Regions from separate parts of the Homo sapiens genome. Here region 2 is linked to region 1. Evidence: read pairs that join two places in POLR2A ChIA-PET (ENCODE). Cell type or tissue: K562. All regions are shown on one strand. Each heading gives the region's core, and the rest is flanking DNA. Links, peaks and the distances in the headings are about the cores only.

Region 1 (2,921 bases), core at 123-2,622:
AGAATGTACAATGCCAAGAGTGAACCCTAATATAAACCATGGAATCTAGGTGACAATGGTGTATCAATGTAGGCTCATCAGTGGTAAGAAATGAACCACTTAGCTGGGGATGTTGGCAGGGAGGGAGGCTGTGTATGTGTGGGGTGGGGTGTGTGCGAACTCTCTGTACCTTCTGCTCAGTTTCACTATGGACCTAAAACTGCCCTAAAAAACAAAGTCTGTTTTTTTAAATTAATTCATTTAAGCCAATAATACTGCTTCTAGCAACATTTGCTAAGGAAAACATCAGAATGAATAACAAAAATAACGTATGTCTAATGATGAAGTGTTATGTAATAATTAATTTTTGTGTTTTCAACCATGTAATAAAATAGGAAAAAAAGATGGAAAAGGAGTGAAAATATCTAGGCTGAGGCCATTTCCTTGTGAAGAGAGAGCCCCAACAATTTTCATTAACAGACGGAGGGCACCACCCATCCAGGTGGGAGCAGATGGAAACCGAGAGCCACTTCTGAAAGAAGACAAAATTGATCATGCAAATGGATTTGAATGTGATCAGAGGAGATACTTACGCTGGTGGAGGGAGCGGGGCAGAATGTGGAGTGGAATTAGTAATAAGAACATAGAAAACCAGTATAGACAAAAGGGATTACTTACTCAGAGGAAACGTAACAGTATGTAGAAGTGGAAAAGCGATTCTGTTTTACTAACTGGCTGACCGGTAAATGTGATTTACCTAGTCATAATAAATACCAAATGGTGATGTAAGTTTCAGTGACACTCTCTTGGGATTTCTGAGAGGGCATGACAAGGGAGTGTGACGTGAAGGGTCGGGTTTGGCGTGGAGGGTGAGCAAGAGGTGATAACGGGAGCTGAATTCCCATCTTCCCTAATGGGAGGCCCAAAGATTATGCCTGAAACGGAATAATCGAGATGTAGGAATGTCAACATGGAAATCGGAAGAATAAAATAATTTTTTTAAAAAGAAGAGCTAAGAAAGTTGAAATTGGTTGCTTCCTGAGAGTAAGAAATGGGTGGGAAGACTGGCAGAGGAAAGCTAGTTTCTCATACACATTAGAGAATAATTTGCCTCTAAATGATATGTATATAACTTTAAGAAAAATAAAACTGAACAAAAAGAGAAGTTTCTGAGAGATGATGTGTCATACACAGCACTATAGCTGACAAGCACTGGTATCTACTGACAAGCACTGGTATCTACTGAGTGCCTAGTGTGTGCTGGGCAATGTTCCAGGCACTAGAAATACACCAGTGAGTGGTCAGACACACACACACACCCTTCCAAACACGTACATGCCCATAGGTTATCCAGCAGCCCACCACGTGTAGCGTGAGTCATGACATTGGGTGCTCACAGCAGGAGGCTGGTGTGTGATGCGAAGTGACCAGAATGGGAGCCAAGAGATCTGAAAATTGTGAGACGCGTCAGGCTTCATCAGCTTGTCCAAATGCTGCTGCTCTGTTTCAGTTGTTAAATAATTATTTTCATCACAACCATGATATTTAAAAATATATTCACAGTTCACTGTTTACACAGTTAAACTTTATGCCCAGTAATTCATTTAATACCTCATTTTCTGAGTACTGTGCTAAAGTATCTCCCTGAGCAATTCACCATGATGATCTTGGATTAGATAAATGAAATTACCAGAAAATGTCTCGTGTAAATTTCATTTTTTGCAATATTTTATCAATCGTTAAAGGAGCACATAGTTATTAAGCTCTCCCTTTACTTCCTGAGTTCCTTCTTACTGGAGGTGTAGCATTTGGGTGGTTGTTTTTAGTTTTCTTATTGGTGTTTTTCTGGCAGAGTCCGAGTAGAAAAAAAAAATCCAGAATCTAAGTCCACGTCCACAAGCGAACTATGTGGGGTACTACACTAGAACATAAAGCTATTTTGCGCAAGAAATATTAGCGGCTTTACAATTAGAATTAAATAGATTACATTCCATTTTTTAAATTTTTAACTGGCACGAATTTATGTATGTATAGGGTACAATGTGATGTTTTGATTTTTGTTTACATTGTAGAATGATTAAGTCAAGCTAATTAACATATACATCACCTCCTATACTTACTAGTTTTTTTTGTGGTGAAAACATTTGAGAATCTACTTTCATGCCACATAAGGAAGGCTTAGCCACAGCTGCTCTTATGCTGATGTAGGATGCCCTGTGACTCTCCTGGAGTGTTATGAGGAGTTGCTCTCAGGCCATTTCTCACCTACCTTCTATCTCACAGAAACTATCTCTGAGACAGTTTGCATCTCTTCCTCCTGAGTCCTGATGCAGTCTGACGATTTTGGGCTTGCCTTCTCCCGCACGGTCTAGCCGTAGACTATGACACTGTTAGTGACAGCATGAAATTAACTCCTTGGCCACGGGCGCTGCACCACTCGTGTTACATTGTCACCTGCCCCTGATGTTCTGGTATTGTCTCTTGTTCTGGTGTTGGGACAAGGGATGTCGTGAGTCATCACCTTTGCTATTCTTGATGTTGTGGTCCATGTAAGTCATAAAAGAAAAAAGAATCTACTCTTAGCAATTTTTAAATATAAAATACAGTATGGAGTTTCCTCAAAAAACTAAAAATAGAATTGCCATATGTTCCAGCAATCCCTCTACTGGGCATGTACGCAAAGGAATTGCAATCAGTATGTTGAAGAGCTGTCTACACTCCCATGTTCACTGCAGCACTACTCACAGTAGCCAGGTTATGGAAACCAGTGTCCATCAACGGATGAGTGGATAGAGAAAATGTGGTGTGTATACACAATGTAGTACTATGTGTATATTCAAATTTTTAAGGGTGCATAAAAACTGCCTTCAAGATGGAAAGCTCCTCCATGTCCACGTGCACCTGGGTCAGGTTGGGGACAGCCCTCATGACAGCAATCTGGC
Region 2 (2,921 bases), core at 112-2,611, 350 kb after region 1:
ACGGGGTTTCACCATGTTGGCCAGGCTGGTCTCAAACTCCTGATCCTCCCGCCTCAGCCTCCCAAAGTGCTGGGATTACAGGCGTAAGCCATGCTCCTGGCTTTGTCTCGTTGTTAATCTGCATTTCCCTGAGGACATATGATGTGGAGCATCTTTCTATATGCTTATTTGCCATCTGTATCTCTTCTTGTGAGTCCAATTTCTATTTTTTAATTTTAATTTAACACGCATTCCCCAGATTACCATATTATTATATTTCAAAAGAGCATTTTTTTTTTTTTTTTTGAGATGGAGTTTTGCTCTTCTTGCCCAGGCTGGAATGCAATGGTGTGATCTTGGCTCACTGCAACCTCCGCCTCCCGGGTTCAAGCGATTCTCCTGCCTCAGCCTCCTGCTAGCTTGGATTACAGGCATGCACCACCATGCCTGGCTAATTTTGCATTTTTAATAGAGATGGGGTTTCTCCATGTTGGTCAGGCTGGTCTTGAACTCCCAGCCTCAGGTGATCTGCCCGCCTCAGCCTCCCAAAATGTTGGGATTACAGGCGTGAGCCATCGCGCCCGACCAAAAGAGCATTTCTAACTAAAATATTCGTAATTCAGAATTAGTTTACCCCCAAAATCAGTATTGTATATAGTATTTAGATTCTTAGATTAGCCAACAAAATTCTGCCTCAAACATTTCTCCCATAAATTAAAATACTAGTAATTTAATGAACCAAATCAAAACAAAGACTCCAATCCTACCTTCTTGAGCGCTGGCATTTGAGGGAAAGCACTCATTCATTCAGTAACTGTTTATCGAGTGCCCACTCAGCCTGGGTCTGCTGATGTCTCTTTCTTTAATGGAAGCCTTCCCCACCCCCACCCCGGAAAAAATACCATCTGTTTGTGGCCAGGTGAGGGTGGGGTTTGGAGGGTAAGGAATGGAAGGGTTGCTGGAGCCTGTCTGCAGATCCTGTGTGGATTAGGGAGCACCTGGAACAGCCGCCTTTTGTCCCAGCTGTGGGTGGCAGCTGCAGGGCTCAGGTGGTATCTGTGGAGGGCCTGCTGCCAGTCCCAGGGCAGGAGTGCCCTCATAGCTCAGCTTCAGTGCTGGGCATGGCCGGCGGTGAATGATCTGGACCTCCTGAGGGCAGGCAGGTTGCTTTGGTGTGGAGCCAGGTGTTTTGCAGAAAGTGCTTTAAGGTGTAAAATGAGAGTTTCCATGGAAGAAAAGGGACACTTGGACCTGGATTCTGGCTGAGAGATTTCCTGGGTGAGCGGAGAATTTGAAAGTGGTGACACAGAACTGGGTCCATTGAGTGCAGTAATGTGATAGGATTTGTTTCCCCCGACTTTGGGAGTGGCTTTATTTTGTCATGGAGCACACCTGGTTTGGCACTGTCCTGCCCGGGCAGTGAGGCCTGACGGGACATGACCGAAGTTTGGCTGTGTTTGGGTGTGTGGCACAACAAGGACAAACTGCTCTGATCCCCAGCAGTGAGTCAGGGACAGGAGCAGAATCCCGGTCACGTCCTGCCCTGAGCCAGGCTTGCCAGCCCTGGCAGCCTCGCCTGCTGTTACATAAACGGCAGGCCATGAATTCCAGGTGTCGGCACCCCCCTGCATCCAGAGGGCTCACTCCTGCAGCTTCCCTTTCCAAAGCAGCATTATTTAAAAGTTGCTTTCTCCAAGAAAATGGTATTTCTATCGTTGCGATTGCAGCAGTTAGACGATTAATGAAGCATTTTTTCCCTCCAAACATTGAGTGTTCCCAGTTTGGAGTCATTTTGCTTTTCTTTTTGGTTGAATGATGGTGATTTTTTTTTTTTTTTTTTTTTTTAAAGAAACAGGGACTTGCTCTGTCCTCCAGGCTGGAATGTGGTGGCGCAATCATGGCTGACAGCAGCCTTGAACCCCTGGGCTCAACCAATCCTCCCACCTCAGCCTCCTGAGTAGCTGCAACTACAGGCCTGTGCCACCATGCCCAGCTACTTTTAATTTTTTTTTTTTTTGCAGAGATGGAGTCTCACCATCTTGCCCAGGCTGGTCTGGAACTCATGGCCTCAGGTGATCCTTGTTCCCTAGCCTCCCAAAGTGCTGGCATTACAGGCACGATCCACTGTGCCCGGTCCATCCTTAGTTTTCAACATAGATATCAAAAAAGCATTCAGCATGAACCAGTCGAAAGATGATCCTTACTCTGAGAAAGAAAGGCTCACGTTGGAAGCCTGTACTCCTTAGTTAGAACCAAGACTTGATTTTTCTGGTGACAGGAAATTCTTTTTATTGCAGATCTCTCAAAGGCCTTGGTTCTGACAGAAATTGGCCCCAAACGTGACCCTGCGACCCTGAAGCTGTTCCTGAGTAACATGGAGCGGCTGCTGCATGCCAAGGCGCATGGGTAGGAGGTTCAGTTCGGGGAACACCCTGCAGCCCGAGGAGGAAGAACGGAACACGGACTTGCTAAAACTCCCCTGGGATTTGAGGAGGAAGCCTGACGTGGAAAGAGTGGGAGGGGCACATGAACATCAGACTCAGGGAAGCCCTGTGAGGGGCCCGCCTGCAGTAGATACTCCTATAGCCAGGCCTCTGGAGATGCGTGGGCACCTGTGTTGCTTCTGATCAGAATCCATGGAACTGACCTCATGCTGCTCAACCAGCGAATGGTGCAAATACTTACAGTCCTTCCCGAGGGGGCCTGGCGTCAGACAGGTTTATCAAAGCCCAGTGAATCCTCTTTGTCTCTTGCCTTCCCAGTAGGGCTGTGCTGTGAGCCCTAGCCATGTGAGACCACTGACACTTAATGTCACGTTCAGTAGAGGAGGATTCAATTCTCTGGTTGCTGCATCTCAGGTGCTCAGTAGCTAGGTCAGCTGGGAGCTGTCATGGCACAAGGCATTTGCGTCTGGCGGAGGCCTGTTGGTTGGTGGCTCCAGG

Evidence for each region. ChIA-PET counts read pairs that join two places held together with the same protein. Peaks named below come from ENCODE experiments on the same cell type or tissue, not always from the same donor. Only the 100,000 strongest peaks of a DNase experiment are listed, where the experiment ranks them.
Region 2: POLR2A ChIA-PET joins it to region 1 with 5 read pairs; 3 of 35 experiments call an interaction of 5 or more read pairs at or near these places.

Annotation. Positions count from the first base shown.
Region 1 is chr18:11,675,766-11,678,686 of GRCh38, forward strand. No RefSeq gene overlaps it. Among named protein-coding and RNA genes, the nearest start is that of GNAL, 12 kb to the right of the region's middle. In K562, for the core only: no CTCF peak of the experiment used is centred there; a DNase peak (open chromatin) is centred at 1,336; H3K27me3 peaks cover 393 bases.
Region 2 is chr18:12,025,767-12,028,687 of GRCh38, forward strand. It overlaps IMPA2 (inositol monophosphatase 2), which reads left to right. Exons shown (of 8, transcript NM_014214.3): 6 at 2,277-2,385. Among named protein-coding and RNA genes, the nearest start is that of IMPA2, 46 kb to the left of the region's middle. In K562, for the core only: no CTCF peak of the experiment used is centred there; no DNase peak of the experiment used is centred there; H3K27me3 peaks cover 955 bases.